Regions from separate parts of the Mus musculus genome. Here region 1 is linked to region 2. A link is a loop called in an ENCODE intact Hi-C map of the cell type or tissue named here. Cell type or tissue: left cerebral cortex. All regions are shown on one strand. Links, peaks and the distances in the headings refer to the core of each region. The heading gives the core; the rest is flanking DNA. Region 1 overlaps Elapor2 (endosome-lysosome associated apoptosis and autophagy regulator family member 2). Region 2 has its middle 11 kb from the start of Dmtf1.

Region 1 (8,349 bases), core at 58-8,057, 250 kb before region 2:
TTAAACATTTTTTCAGGTGCTTCTCAGCCATTTGGTATTCCTCAGTTGAAAATTCTTTATTTAGTTCTGTAACCCATTTTTAATGGGGTTATTTGAATTTCTGGAGCCCAGCTTCTTGAGCTCTTTGTATATATTGGATATTAGTCCCCTATCAGATTTAGGATTGGTAAAAATCCTTTCCCAATCTATTGGTGACCTTTTTGTCTTATTGACAATGTCTTTTGCCTTACAGAAGCTTTGCAATTTTATGAGGTCCCATTTGTCAATTCTTGAGCTTACAGCACAAGCCATTGCTGTTCTGTTTAGGAATTTTTCCCTTGTGCCCATATCTTCGAGGCTTTTCCCCACTTTCTCCTCTATTAATTTCAGTGTCTCTGGTTTTCAACAAATCATGCTGGCACAACTGGCGGTTATCATGTAGAAGAATTCAAATTGACCCATTCTTATCTCCTTGTACAAAGTTCAAGTCTAAGTGGAAACTGTCTTTTGAGAGGAGGTTTATGCTGAAGCAGACACATGGGAGAACATTTTACTAAGAACAGACACGTGGTGTTTTTCTGTAGACAGCCTGGAAAAAGGGCATGTGGTGTTTTGGGAGAGCCCATATTTGAAAAAGCACATGTTTGGGAAGGATAAATATAGCCCAACGGACAGTGGACAGCACTAGATAGTATTGGTACACCTTGCGATTCTTTGCTAGTCATCTTTTGTCATGACTTCATACAGAGAAACACACCAAAAACTTCTGGTGGTGCTCCAGTGGCTTCTTGCTGCTTCTGTGGACTCAAGCTGATTGGGAGTGTCTTGTAGTTCCTTCTGGATCAGCCTGTCACTGCTGATTTGCGAATGGTGTTTATGAGTGGATCAACCTGCCACTGCCAACTCATGTGACTTGAGCTGCGCAGACTGGATTTGCTCCAAAGAAACATTTCTAAACAAGTGCACATCCTCCTTTGTCCTGTCTACCTTTCCTTCTGCTACCTTCAATAAAGAACACTTCCTATTTAATATATATCACATCTTGGTCTTTCACTCACCTGTTGACTCAAAACTTTTCAAGCCTCCATTTTTTTCCATTGATCTCTACACTCACGTGAACTTTCATATCCTATGTCCCAAATCTGTTTTAAAGAGATACTGATTCAAAGCATGCAATTTTAAAACTGTTTATGTAAACCTAGAGACAAGGATCAAATGTAAGATGGAGAAAAGTAAGCTGATGGAAATGATGGTGAGCTGACAAGGGGATGGATGGACTCCGTTGTTTACTCCTTTTTACATTGTTTACTCTTGTTCTTTAGAATGCCTGGCAAACAGCAACATTTCAGATTTCAAAATGAGTATGACCAACAAGGAGAGTTGAAAGAATGTTAGCAACTGTCCTGTAGAACTCTGCTGCAAGGCTTCAGTAAGTGGGATTTAATGGCATCTTAAGAACATAGTGAGGGACTTCACTGAAAATCAGAATTTGAAATCTTTCACCCTTTACCATGCTTAACCCAGTACTGAGCCAAACCAAAAGAATTTAGTAACTTATTGCTCCAAATGATTTAAGGTATTGTCGCCCTCCTTGGGACATCTCTTCTGGTGTTTGTGACTTTAAACATGAAGTTCAATATCTACTTGAAAAGTGACTACATAAAACACCAGGTTAATACACCAGCCTGTCCCCTTCCAGCCTCTCACGCAGCATCCATCCTCGGGAAATAAGCTCTGAGACCCCACAGAGGATACACCAAGCCCTACCACTTTATACCTTTCCTATCTTAGCACTTACCACCATTTAATTCCTGCCATTTTGAGGTGCGAGAGTAACGCTGGCACAGAAGTCATGTTTCCCTCTTCACAACTTAATGGCTAAAAGCTTTTCCTTACCATGGATTTTAGCAACTTCAGTGTACAATTTATGCTCGCTCTTTATTGAGTTGAGAACTTTTGCATTTTCAGCTGAAAGGGTAGAAGGGAGGGAGGGAGGGAGGGAGGGAGGGAGGGAGGGAGGGAGGGAGCCAGGGCTTGATGGATTTTCTTTGGCATGTTCTTTTTGTGTGTTTGTGGTTTGAAGTTATTATTGAGAGAGTTATTTAAACGCAGATATTGTGAAACCTGAGCACTGAATCTAAAAACCAAAATGGCTACTAAGTCACTAATGGACAGGAAGCAGATGTAACCACACAAAGGAGTCATTCACATCCTAGGCTTGAAAGGAAAAAGAATATGGCATGAGGTTCCGTTGGCTATTAAGAACACTTGACCATTTAAAATGTAAAGTATTTGTTTCTGTAATTTTCTAATTGGTATTTATAAACGGCTATTGACTATGGAAAGCTGAAACTAAAGGAAGTGGAGCCAGGGAAAGGGGAGAAGCACTGTGGTTGTGATTACTTTAGGAAAGGCATCTGATTGGTTGCTTGAGTTTTATATAAGGGCTGGAAGATGAACACCCAGCCAAGTAAGACCAAGTTCCTCACAAATATGTCTGGTATGTCTAAAAAGCTAAAAATGAGTGGTGTCTTCGCTGCCACAACAGTTAATGTAGAATCCAAGCTCACCGTTCATTCCATCGCACTTGGAATTCCCAACATTGAAGCAGGAAGTTTTCATGTTGGCAGGGAGGACATTCCACCATTTATATTCAAACCCAAGTGCTGGCTCTGTTCCGGCCGGACATGACTTGCATTCTGCAGAAGATGAGTGAGTATATGCAATCACATTAGGCTGCATCTGAACAGCTTTCTCGGAACCAAGCACCTCTGCACTAAAACTACCAGACAAATATGAGGGACAGATGTTACATGACCACCAATTCCCTTAGCAATTTTTTCAAAATGGATCTGGAAAATTTTTCTAGATACAGTACGGATGCACGTGTACATATTTGGTGGTTTTGTTTGTACAGTGCTTCATATTATGCTTAACTTGGTGAGTGAGTGGTTATCCACGGTTACCCAATAGGATAGGGTTGACTTTCAGAGACTAAAATGTATTATTGTTAAAGGAGACGGCCATACACACAAAACACCAGTAAGACTGTCCTCGTCAGATAAGTCACCATGGCCTAAGAGTCCCATTATCAACATTTCTCAATACCTCTTCATTTTGACAAAATAAGAAATGTGTCTTCTAAAAACTTTTCAAAAAAAGCACTAGAGAACAAGATCGCAAGTCTATCAGGAATGTTTTACTGATCGTGCAATTCATGATAGACACCCTACCCTTTGTTCCATCTGAAAACGTCCCCGGAGGGCAGGGATGGCAAGAAGACGATCCATTGTTATAGAATCCTGGGTTGCAAGGAGGACAATCCTTCTTCTCTCCAGAAGGGGGCAGCCTAATAGCATCTGTGAGATCCTCCCTGCAGATTTTTGGCTCTATCCACTTGTACATTATCTGTGTCTGAGAAAAAAATAAAAGAGAGAGAGAGCTTTTAAAATTAAAACTAAAAGTAAATCATGCAATATCTTTATGACAAAGATGCTAAATTGACAAGCTAAAGAATTATCAACAGTGGAGAACAGAAGAGAGGGCTGAGAGAATCTAAACAGTGAGAAAACAATGAGAGAAAAAGAGATAACTTTCATTAATACAATATGGAGAAAAATAGGTAGGAAAATAACCATTATGTGTGTATGTGTGTGTGTGTGCATGCACATGCACATATGAAGATGTCTTTCATAACTGCTACCCAACTTCGTTTAATGTGAGAGAGGAAGTGTGTAAATGTGTGTGTGTGTGTGTGTGTGTGTGTGTGTGTGTGTGTGTGTGTGTGTGTAGGTGGAGAAGGAGGGAGGGACTAGGACCTGCAGGAGATGGTTTTTTCTTTGCACCTTGTAGGGTGCTTCGTAGTAAATGACTTTACTAGATGAGCCATCTCTCAAGTGACTCCAGGTTATTTTGGGAATCAGATTCTCACTAGACCTAAAGCTTATTGATTCAGCTAGACTGGCTGGCCAGCCAGTCCCACTGGTCCTCCTGTCTCTACTTCCCCAGTTCCGGGAATACAGGAGTGGGGTACTACATTCATTTTTTTAATGTGAGTTCTAGACAACCATGCTTGTGTGGTAAGCACTCTACCAAGTGAGCCAGCTCGCTCGTCCCTGGAAACAATCAATACATTGCGCTAGCTTTGAACCTAAGCAGTAAGAACCCTTACAATACAGACAGCATGCTTCTTATCACAAATCCCTCCTTAAGGTGTAAACAACTGCCAGGTGCTCACCTCTGAACACATGCATATGAACAACAATATACAGACCAGACCATGCAGGTGTGTGTGTGTGTGTGTGTGTGTGTGTGTGTGTGTGTGTGTGTGTGTGTGTGATTTACACAAACAAAGAATTAAAACGAGCAAGCGAATATGAGTGAGGAGAGGTATTTGAGGTGAGGTTTGGAGGGGGAAAGGAAAGGGAGAAATGATGCAGTTATTTTATGATCTCAAAAATAACAGCAAACAAATGCTGCCCCTGCGTCTGCTCACTTCCGTGTGTAGCCAGCAATATGTTGCTTGCTTACTGGCTAGCTCCACTGCTCCCTTCCTTGACACCCGCCACAGCCTTTCTTATCACACTTTGCATGGAGTAATCATCAAAGAAAAATATTATTTTTTCAAAAAGAAGAGATGAAACTTTATGTACAATCCTAATGATTCATAAGTATTAGTAGTTCCCAAGTCTTTTTCAATAATAAGAATTGTAGCTAATAAAAAAAAATTAACCAAGAAAAAAAAAAAGGATTGTAGCTAAACTATTCTCTCCAGAAACTCTTATGGCCTTCTCTATGTGCTCTGAGCATCAGGAAAAATACACCCTTCTGCTCTCCAGGAGAGCACTCAATCACAGCCCTTCTCATTATCCTACTTTACACAAAACAGAATTTAAAAAATGTGGTAACTCAACTACACCCCAAAAGCTGGCCATGCTAAAATTAGTTATTCTTAGTTAAAAAGCAGAATAATAGATAGGTTAGTTGTCCTAAAACAAAACTGGAATGTGAACACTGGTAGGTGGAGTATTCCAGCAAAAATATAACAACCAATATTAGAGCTACATAGAGGTTTTTAGAAGAGACAGTAACTGTTCTTTTCATCCAATAAACTTTTGAAAGTATTGTTTGTCCTTTAAAACAACTTCTGCAACAAGAAGTCTGTTGCAGCTGGAGAACAGGAAACACAGGCAGTCCTTCACCTCTGTTTCTAGTCAGTAAGAACTGTACAAAACAGACATTCAATGCCACTCAACTGAAGCCTTAAATATGCTTGTGGAAGATACACTATCTGGTATGAAGAAGGATGCTAAGAAAATGGATGTCTCATTAGAATGATAAGTAGTATTATTTTCTTTTTATAGATCCCTTTCCATATTCATTTTATGGTCCATGTCATGACATGCTTTAATGCTCTACTTTATGGCTCCGCCTCTCTGACCATCTATAAAACAATGGCCACTCCAGCTAACTCCTCCTAAGTAGCTAAAAACATCAAATTAGATACTATATCAATAAAATGCCCTCAACTACCCCTCAAGAAAGGCAGCATAAAATTCAGAGAATCTAAACAAATAATTATAGGAGAGACATTGACTTTAAGTCTTCAGTTTAAGTTAACAAGTTAAAAAAATTTTTTTTGAGATCCTAGTAAGTTCATTAATTTTCTGACTCACATTCATAGAAATGTATGAGCAGCTACATTTGGGGAAATTTTGTTTCTACACAAGAACAGAAAAGATTCCATGTCAGAAAAGAATCTTCCCAGCCTTTTCAGGACACTATTGTCCCCAGGTTCGCAAACAAGGAAACCTGGGTTTGCACATTAAAGTTATGCACGCGTGGATAGGCCAGATGACAACCTTGAGCATCATTCTTTTGATTCCATCCACCTTGTTTTGCTTTTACCCTGATACAGTCTCTCACTGACCTGGAGCTCTACAATTAGGCTAGGCTGTTGGCTGGCCAGCAAATTCTGGGATCTGGCTTTATGTCCCCATCCCTAGAATTACAAACACATGCTGCCACACCAGGCTCCTTACATGGGTATTGGAGACTGAACTTATGCTGTACAATTTTCAAGGTAAGCACTTTACTAACTAAGCTATCTCCCCAGCCCCAGATTACAGCTATTAAACAACTTGCCCAAGAGATGCAAACAGCACCATTAAAGGAGGGTCATTCTGATGAGACTGAAAACAATACAATATGCAAATATATCTGAGAAGCCAAATAACCAGTTTCTTCCAATGTAAGCAAAGAAGACGTTTAGAAGTTAAAATACACTGTGAACATTTTAACATGGAGAAATCAAGGTACAAGTTCTCTATGATCCATGTTCCTTACAAACCTTCCTGCCACACACGGCAAACTGCTTCTCTGTCTTTCCAACAGAGACATATGTTTCCTAGTGTAGCTGACAGGGAAAGATGCTAATTAATATTAATGATGCTTAGAACCAGATGGCTCACAGTGCAGGTGAGACACCAACAACCAGCTCATTCTGCAGAAAGTGAGATGCAAACATGAAATGGTTTTATGAAACCAAACCCCTCTCAACAGAGTTTTACCAGACTAGTGTAAAGATTACAGAAGAGCTACAATATTCATGATCATTTAGGTTAAACATTAAAAGTGGATCTCTGTGAGCTCAAGGCCAGCATGCTCTACACAGAGTTCTAGGCCAGCCCAAGCTATGTAGTGAGACTTTGTCTTTAAGAACAACACTATCAACCAATCAGGACCTGCCCCACCCCCACCCCCAAGCTCCCAGGGGACTAAACCACCAACTAAAAAGTACACATCAAGGGACCCGTGGCTCCAACCGCATATGTAGCAGAGGATTGCCTTATCTGTTATCAGTGGGAGGGGAGACCCTTGGTCTTGCAAAGGATCAATGCCCAAGCATAGGGGAATTCTAGGGCAGTGAGTCGGGAGTGGGTGGCTGGGTATGTGGGTAAGCACCCTCATAGAAGCAGGGGAAGAAGGGTAGGATGGGGTTTGCAGGGAAAACAGGAAGGGAGATAACATTTGAAATGTAAATAAATAAAATAGTCAATAATTTTAAAAAGGAGTGAACTGAATTTATGAAACATGGACACATTATTTTCTTCTATACCAAGAATCTATTCTTGACTTATATGAAAGATTCTCTGACTTATATGAAAAACATTTCATGTATATATATATATGCATTCAGCATGCTTGTAAGTGAGTGCTGTGTGTGTATGTGTGTGTGTGTGTGTATTCTAAATTATATTTGAATATGAATGACCTTAATTCTATTAGGCCATGTCAGCCAGATATTATCAAACTGGTCACTGGCATTATACTCACTGATACACTAAATCACTCAGCAATGTAACAAATATGATTTTAATATATTTTCATGTTGTTCAGATATAATGCATTAATAGATCTCATTCATTCATTCTTCAGTAATACTGAATTAATTGTGATTACATAGAATAAATTAAATTCACTTTTAACAATAAGTTAGGCAAGTTTAGCTAAGAAAGGTTTATGTTAAAGGTATTACACAATACTTTTTATTGCACTTTTAGCGGCAACTCTCTATGTGTATGTTCTAAATTAAAGTAGCCTCACATGGCATTATCGTAGGGCCACTGACAACCTCACTCTACAACCCTTCATTAGTTAATGCTGTTAACTTGAGTTAACATTCTTATTAAAAATAATAGTGGTATTTCTTATTAAAAATTTCTTCTAATCACTTTAAATTAGTATATACTTACTTTAACTCAACTCAAAATTCCTTCAAAGTTTTTAAAGGCAAAAAGGAAGTTTCATATTCACATAAATATGAAAAGTACAGATTACCACTCACAGATACAAAATTAGGAAAGGAAAAATAATATTTGCTGATATCTCCAAAAACTAAATGCCCTGACTAGGGCTGTAAACATATCTGAAGGACACTTTGAACCAATGCCTTCTCATCCTCAGCTTCTCATTGGCAGGCCTGGTACTGGCTGAGTCTTTGAGACAATGATGGATCAACAGCAGAATTTATCTGTGCACTCTGCCCACCCACTCCACCCCCCAGTTAGACATTGGACATGTGGTAATTACTTTGTGTTTTCTAAGTGCAAGTACACAGTAGTCTACCATGGCCGAATCACTCTGTGCCTGGACAGCGTCTCTGATAAGATCTGAGTATCTTACAGATCAATACAAGCTACAAGACATCTTTATCTTGTGAGCCATAGTACATACTTCAAACTATCCTCTTCTGGATCATTTGACCTCTGAAAAAATGTATTTTGTTTAAAAATAGTAATCTGAAAGAATGTATTTATTTAAAAAAATAGTAATAATGTATGGGGTTCTCATCATAGAAAAGGCGAGAAA
Region 2 (8,349 bases), core at 263-8,262:
TCCTTTGAAGAGTTTGATTCTCATATATTTATTCTAAATTCTTTGAATGAGTAGCTTCATAGAAAAAATAAAATAAAAAGACCCAGTTGGCCCATACCTGAACAGGATACAAGCAATCTACAGCAAACCAGTAGCCAACATCAAAGTAAATGGTGATAAACTGGAAGCATTCCCACTAAAATCGGGGACTAGACAAGGCTGCCCACTTTCTCCCTACCTATTCAACATTGTTCTTGAAGTCCTAGCCAGAACAATTCGACAACAAAAGGAGATCATGGGGATACAAATTGGAAAGGAAGAAGTCAAAATATCAGTTTTTGCAGATGATATGATAGTATATATAAGTGACCCTAAAACTCCTAAACCTGATAAACAGCTTCAATGAAGTAGTTGGATATAAAATTAACTCAAACAAATCAGTGGCCTTTCTCTACACAAAGGATAAACAGGCTGAGAAAGAAATTAGGGAAGCAACACCCTTTAAAATAGTCACAAATAATATACAATACCTTGGCTCGATTCTAACTAAGGAAGTGAAAGATCTGTATGATAAGAACTTCAAGTCTCTGAAGAAAGAAATTAAAGATCTCAGAAGATGGATAGATCTCCCATGCTCATGGATTGGCAGGATCAACATTGTAAAAATGGCTATCTTGCCAAAAGCAATCTACAGATTCAATGCAATCCCCATCAAAATTCCAACTCAATTCTTCAGCGATAGAAAGGGCAATCTGCAAATTCATCTGGAATAACAAAAAACCTAGGATAACAAAAACTCTTCTCAAGGATAAAAGAACCTCTGGTGGAATCACCATGCCTGACCTAAAGTTGTACTAAAGAGCAATTGTGATAAAAACTGCATGGTACCGGTATAGCGACAGACAAGTAGACCAATGGAATAGAATTGAAGACCCAGAAATGAACCCACACACCTATGGTCACTTATCTTTGACAAGGGAGCTAAAACCATCCAGTGGAAAAAGGACAGCATTTTCAACAAATGGTGCTGGCACAACTGGCAGTTAACAGGTAGAAGAATGCGAATTGATCCATTCCTATCTCCTTGTACTAAGGTTAAATCTAAGTGGATCAAGGAACTCCACATAAAACCAGAGACACTGAAACTTATAGAGGAGAAAGTGGGGGAAAGCCTTGAAGATATGGGCACAGGGGAAAAATTCCTGAATAGAACAGCAATGGCTTGTGCTGTAAGATCTAATCAACAAATGGGACCTCATAAAATTGCAAAGCTTCTGTAAGGCAAAAGACACTGTCAATAAGACAAAAAGACCACCAACAGATTGGGAAAGAATCTTTACCCATCCTAAATCAGATAGGGGACTAATATCCAACATATATAAAGAACTTAAGAAGGTGGACCCCAGAAAATCAAATAACCCCATTAAAAATGGGGCTCAGAGCTAAACAAAGAATTCTCACCTGAGGAATACCGAGTGGCTGAGAAGCACCTGAAAAAATGTTCAACATCCTTAATCATCAGGGAAATGCAAATCAAAACAACCCTGAGATTCCACCTCACACCAGTCAGAATGGCTAAGATCAAAAATTCAGGTGACAGCAGATGCTGGCGAGGATGTGGAGAAAGAGGAACACTCCTCCATTGTTGGTGGGATTGCAAGCTTGTACAACCACTCTGGAAATCAGTCTGGCGGTTCCTCAGAAAATTGGACATAGTACTACTGGAGGATCCCACAATACCTCTCCTGGGCATATACCCAACCGGGTAAGAAGGACATATGCTTCATTATGTTCATAGCAGCCTTATTTATAATAGCCAGAAGCTGGAAAGAACCCAGATGTTCCTCAACAGAGGAATGGATACAGAAAATGTAATACATTTACACAATGGAGTACTACTCAGCTATTAAAAAGAATGAATTTATGAAATTCTTAGGCAAATGGATGGACCTGGAGGGCATCATCCTGAGTGAGGTAACACATTCACAAAGGAACTCACACAATATGTACTCACTGAAAAGTGGATATTAGCCCAGAAATTTAGAATATCCAAGATATAGGATACAATTTGCGAAGCACATGAGACTCAGGAGGAATGAAGACCACGGTGTGGACGCTTTGCCCCTTCTTAGAATTGGGAGCAGAACGCCCATGGAGGGAGTTGCAGAGATGAAGTTTGGAGCTGAGATGAAGGGGTGGACCATCTAGAGACTGCTATATCTGGGGATCCATCCTGTAATCAGCCTCCAAATCCTGACACCATTGCATACACTAGCAAGATTTTGCTGAAAGGACCTTGATATAGCTGTCTCTTGTGAGACTATGCCTGGGCCTGGCAAACACAGAAGTGGATGCTCACAGTCAGCTATTGGTTGGATCACAGGGCCCCCAATGGAGGAGCTAGAGAGAGTACCCAAGGAGCTGAGGGGATCTGAAATCCTATGGGTGGAACAACAATATGAACTAACCAGTGCCCCCTGGAGCTCATGTCTCTAGCTGTATATGTATCAGAGGATGGCCTGGTCGGCCATCAGTGGAAAGAGAGGCCCATTGGTCGTGCAGACTTTATATGCCTCAGTGCAGGGGAACGCCAGGGCCGGGAAGTGGGAGTGGGGGGGGGGGCAATGGGGGGAGGGGGACTTTTGGGATAGCACTGGAGATGTGAATGAAGAAAGTACCTAATTAAAAAAAAAAAAAGAGCCAGTTTTTAAAGTTAGCATATGCCCCAGTGCAAGAATTAGAGGGGAAGATAGCTATGATCCCAGGAAGCCTTGAAAACCAGCAGAAAAATATGTACCTCACTGAGGGACTCTGGACTTTGTGTTTAGATATTAAGAAAATATCACATTGATTTTATGAAGTAAGATGTATGCGACACTGGCTGACACTAAATACCATCAAAACCCAATAGTACTGAAAGCAGGACTAAGTACAAATAAAACAAAACTTTCTTTTAACAAGAACAGCACAACATCCCAGTGATACTCTGTCTACATTTCTGTTTCTTAATTTTTTCATACACTGTAATTTGATCATATTCCTTCTTCTTCCCTAAGTCCTCCCAGATCCTCCCACCTCTCTGCCTTCCCAATTTCATGCTCTCTGCCTCCCTCTCTCTCTCAAAAACAAAAAAGCCAATAAAAGAAAAGCCAAAATGAGAGAGGAACCACCAAGTGATAACAAAGATCAGACAAAATACCATGGAGTCTATTCTGTGCTGCCCTTGCCCTTGAGTGCATGGCCTGCCCTGGAGTGTGCTTGAGGTGCCCAGTGCCATTCCATCGAAGAAAACTCATGAATTCCCCTCTCCCAGCAGATAAGTAAGAAGTATAATTGAAGGGGAAGTGGGCACAAAGTCACAATTATACTTCTTGCAGCAGCCATAGAGTCAGTAATTTATGAGCACTTCAGTTAGGATTAATATAGTATTAGTTTTAGCCAATGATAAATGGATATCAGGTACGAATCTCTACCTTGGCTGAAATGTAGACTAAATGTGGCCAGATTTTAAGAATATTTCCAAATTTTTACTACTGTATTTTGTGTTCTGATCATGATTAATCAATGGGAAAAAAATGAATTGGTCAATTTCTACTCTTTCCAAAAGAGCCTGAAGAGACTATATAGTTTATCCTTTGAGTGAAAATTATACAACAGATGGACGACTAAGCACTTCTGACAGACTGAGACATGCCTAATTACAAAGTAATTCATTGCCTAATAAGCCTCATTACCCTTAGAAACTCTCAAGGAGAAAACTTAGCTAGACTCAAAGAAGCGTAAACCAAGCCTCATCACCCTAGGTAAGTCCCCAAGATGGAAAAATGATCTTTGTTAGTTGACTGGGCAAGGTTTAGATGCTCGGATTTAGACAAGTCAGCACACTCTTTAAATACACTGTAGAAGAGGAACTGAGACTGTGTCATCAACCAAGAACAATATCCTATCCTGTTTGAGCTGATAATAACTCTTCAGTCATCTGCCTAGATAGGTAAATTCAATCTACTAATTATTAGCATAGAGCTGTGAAGTCACTTCTGTAACTGCTTGAATTTGTAGTGACATACCAAAGGAATAACTAGTGTGTTTCAGTTATGCCTCAAACATAACTTTCTCCAAACTCCTGTAGAGGGGACTGGATTCAATATCACTGAGTTATACCTAATACCACTCTGATCTAATCTCTGCACCCCTGGAAGGAACTCAAGTAATTGTCTTTTAAAAATTTAGAGGCATCTTTACAGTCTAGGATATTCTACATATTGTTTATCTTCTAAAAACACTAGTAATTCCCAGGTACATATCCCTTTCAAACTCTACTTCCGTGATACAATGTTGAAGACAGAAATTCCAAGATTGAGTATAATTTTAGTGCAAAAAAATACTGCCTATCTGAGGTGACAGATATGCCATTTATGATATGACTATTACATTATCCACATACCACAGTAAATTCCACACACACACACACACACACACACACACACACACACACATATATACATATATATATATGCACACACACATATATACATACATATATATATATATACATACATATATATTTCATGCAACTATTTCGTTTCACATATGACTAAGAGCATATGGTTCTTGTCTTTCTGCGTCTTTTTATTTCACCTAACATAATGTTTTCCAGTTCCATCTATGTTGTCGCAAGTGACATTTTAATTTTTATGTTGAGTAGTATTTTTCCCACATTATCTCTCTTCACTTACTGTTCATGAAAACTTGGCTAGTTTCTGTTTTTTGGCTATCATGTGCAGCAGTACAGTAACTATGAGGGTCAATGTCACTTTGACAGGCTGATTACCTTCCCTTCCCTTTGTATCCCTGTAGTAGGACTGCTTCATCTATTCTGTTCTCTATAACACTTAATCTAATTTATATTCCTATCAACAGTGTGCAAGGGTAAGGAATACTGAAATTCTCTAACTCTTAATTTTATCAAAATGTTGTTATGGTAAAAAAGACAGGTAGGGACACATAGTCTCACTTATATCCTCTGCATCAGTCAGCCACTAGAGAGTACTTTACTTACGGTTACCACTTCAAACAACGTGCTATGATGTATAGGGCATTGTTGTATTATTAGATATGTTTCCTTCAGTTGATTAGCAATGCAATGCTAAGATGGAATGAGTTTCCTCTCAGAAGAGAGTCAAGAAAGTTTAATCAAGATCAATAATGTCATTAATAGAGAATGACACCACCTCATACAATTCTTTGGCAATGTTAAAGAAAAGAGTAAAGCATCATGCGAAAGAGGCTATGTAAAAACAAGCCAACAACAGCCAAAAACACAGCCTATCTAGTGCAGTGGAATAGAGAAAGGAAATCCACCTTATTTCAGGTAGTGCCTATGATAGCCTTTTATCTTTCTACACCAGGTTGAACCAATACAAAGAACAAAGTTCTACAAACCTTCATTTGAAATATAAATAGATACAGGGGAAAGTTAGCGATTTTCCTTACTGTTGAAGTCACTTATTTCCTTACCCAGGCTTATCAAACAGCTGTAGTACTGAGACAATGACTATAACTATAAAATATGATTGTGTGTGTGTGTGTGTGTGTGTGTGTGAGTGTGTGTATTCTTCAAGTTTCAACTGATGGCCCATTGAAATGCCACATTTCTAATCCTGTTAGTGCAATATCATTCAATTAGGTAACTGTATATTATTTGTCTTCACTACCTACTTAATATGCAGTGTAAAAAAGCATTATGCTTTGAAGTTTAATTTACTATGGTTATATTTAATACAATATAGACATTCATAAATTACTAGAGAAGTATTAAAACCCAGGTTGAGATTTGCAGAGATGGCTTAGTTGGTAAAGTGCTGGCCACAGTATAAAGTTATAAATTTTACTGTCACTATCATGTAAAATCAAAACAAAATATCAGGGAGTTAAGGGAGGGCACCTCTAATAGGTACCTATGCGTGTGAAGGAAGCAGAAAGAGGAGGAACTTTGGGCTCACTGACAAGTCAGTCTAATCAAATTAGTGAGCTCCAGGTGAGTGAGGGAGCCAGGCTAAAAACAAAACAGAGAGTGATGGAGAAACACACTTGACCTCCAGTCTTCACATGCACCCACTTGCACCCCTGGACATATGATACACACACAAGAACACTCACATGCACACACACACACACACACACACACACACACACACACACACACGTCAGCAGCAGCATCACCGTCATCATCATCAAACACAACAGTTCTATTGTCCCATGATTGATGTTTTGTGTAAAAACAAATGATCTCTAATACCTCAGAAGACAGGCAACAACTCACAATACCCTAACTAAACAAGAGCAATGGACGTTGACCATCTTTTCTAATATTTGCAGTTTGGCTTCATGTAAAGGCAGCAAGTAATTTGATTCATATACTGTCATCGTTTCTCATCAAGTTAATTAGGAAAACGTTTATAGACAGTTGCTGTGATGTAGTAAACTGGCATCTTAAACACAAGATATTGCATGGTATGATCTAGGTATGTCACTGTAGAGGAGTGGTTCTGATACTCTGATTTAATCAAGAATCTGCGAGTACTGATGCTGAAGTTCCTTGTCTCCAATTGGTTCTTGATCAATCAATAAAGATGCCAGTGGCTAATGACTGGGCAGAAAGAAAGAGGACAGATATCCAGGTTCCTGCAGGCTATGAGAGAAGAGGAGAATTGAGATACTTAGTGGGGAGAGGGACAGAACAGACTCGGAGCTGCAGGGAAGATCTTCCAAAATGTAGGTGTAAAAGGAAAGTGGCCCATGGGCTTAAGAGAAGGTAAATAGGCGACCAAGCGAAGGGCAGATTTTAAGGTGTTGAGCTAAGAGTAAAGGTAACTGGACAACCAAACTGAGAGCAGATTTAGAGGTGTTGAGCTAGGAGGAAAGATAACTGGGCAGCTAATTTGAGGGAGGATTATAGGTGTTGTGCTAGGAGTAAAGGTAAGGGAAAGATAGAGAGCCCAGACACAGAGCCAATAAGGCAGGTTACAATGATCGTGTGTGTGTGTGTGTGTGTGTGTGTGTGTGTGTGTGTGTGTGTGTCTTTCATCTGCAGATCCAAGATAGTTCCTGGGCGTGTGTGCACATGCAACCAAGTGGTAACACAAAGCAGACAGCCAAAAACTACCAGCAACATGTCACAATGTGAGCTGTCCCCTAGAATGTAGATGCTATGAAGGCAGAATTTTCATCTATCTTGAGTGTAACCATAGTCTCTGTGTCTAAAATAATGCTCAGCACTAAGGAGGTTCTCAGGAATATCTGCTAAATAGAATGAGTGAGTACACATATCATAAACGTGTGAGCTCCTAAAAGCGGTGAAGGCACCCACTTCCTTCTCTTCTGCTGCACATGAAACGGACTGAAAGAAATGAGCAGCAATCTGCAACACATCTTTGCCTTATTTGGATTCAGAGCACAAGACCTACTCTTAGGGTTTTATTATTGAGTTTGGGCCTGAGTTCTTTTCTGTTCTATACATATCACTAGCAATTCAAGCCTCCATAATTCCATCTACTGGTAATGCTACTACTCTGAAAAAGATCTCACTGAACAATGGAGACACCTGCTGGTTAAATGATATGCTTTAAAATGTCACATCTAATCAACAAGAATTAACCAGCAGATGTGACATACTGTTAAAACTGACCTTCCTTTTGAAAAATAGTAAATGACAGCATTTATTTTCTTTCTTAATATGGTGATACTCAAAAAAAAAAAAACAAAAAAGACTGTGTTCTGCAACAATATGAACTAACCAGTACCCCGCCTGTCTCTAGCTGCATATATATCAGAAGATGGCCTGGTCGGCCATCACTGGAAAGAGAGGCCCATTGGTCGTGCAGACTTTATATGCCTCAGTACAGGGGAACGCCAGGGCCAAGAGGTGGGAGTGGGTGGGTGGGGGAGTGGGTGTGGGAGGGTGTGGGGGACTTTTGGGATAGCATTGGAAATGTAAATGAAATACATACCCAATAATAAAAAAATAATAAATAATAAATAAATAAATAAAGACTGTGTTCTGCAGACAGGTACTACTGCAAAAAATGTTTAGTTTTTTTCTAATTCTTTAGTTAAAGACAATTTTTTTAACTATCCAATAAGTTGAAATATTGTGTCATATGCTGGCAAATTAAAGCTCTCACATGATAGAGGTGGGTGATATATCTTCTTGGCTCTGTCAGGGCATGTGCTCAGCTCTAGTCTTACGAATACTGTTCTTTAAACTGATAAGAACAGATACCACACTTGATCTTAGACAAAAGGCTGAGAAGTGATATAGTGCCTTTAAAAAGAAGGAAGTTCTGCAACATCTAACAACATGGATAAACT

The links. A loop is a pair of places that touch in the nucleus more often than their neighbours do. Peaks named below come from ENCODE experiments on the same cell type or tissue, not always from the same donor. Only the 100,000 strongest peaks of a DNase experiment are listed, where the experiment ranks them.
Region 1: a loop joins it to region 2, with 8 times the contacts of the local background. A loop is called at or near these places in 32 of 42 quality-filtered maps.

What each region holds. Positions count from the first base shown.
Region 1 is chr5:9,422,734-9,431,082 of GRCm38, reverse strand. Elapor2 (endosome-lysosome associated apoptosis and autophagy regulator family member 2) reads right to left here. Exons shown (of 22, transcript NM_172706.4): 9 at 3,213-3,393; 10 at 2,550-2,678. Among named protein-coding and RNA genes, the nearest start is that of Mir879, 51 kb to the right of the region's middle. In left cerebral cortex, for the core only: a CTCF peak has its summit at 3,321 (motif pointing right); a DNase peak (open chromatin) is centred at 3,320.
Region 2 is chr5:9,169,009-9,177,357 of GRCm38, reverse strand. It overlaps the pseudogene Gm24666. Among named protein-coding and RNA genes, the nearest start is that of Dmtf1, 11 kb to the right of the region's middle. In left cerebral cortex, for the core only: a CTCF peak has its summit at 7,582 (motif pointing left); a DNase peak (open chromatin) is centred at 7,532.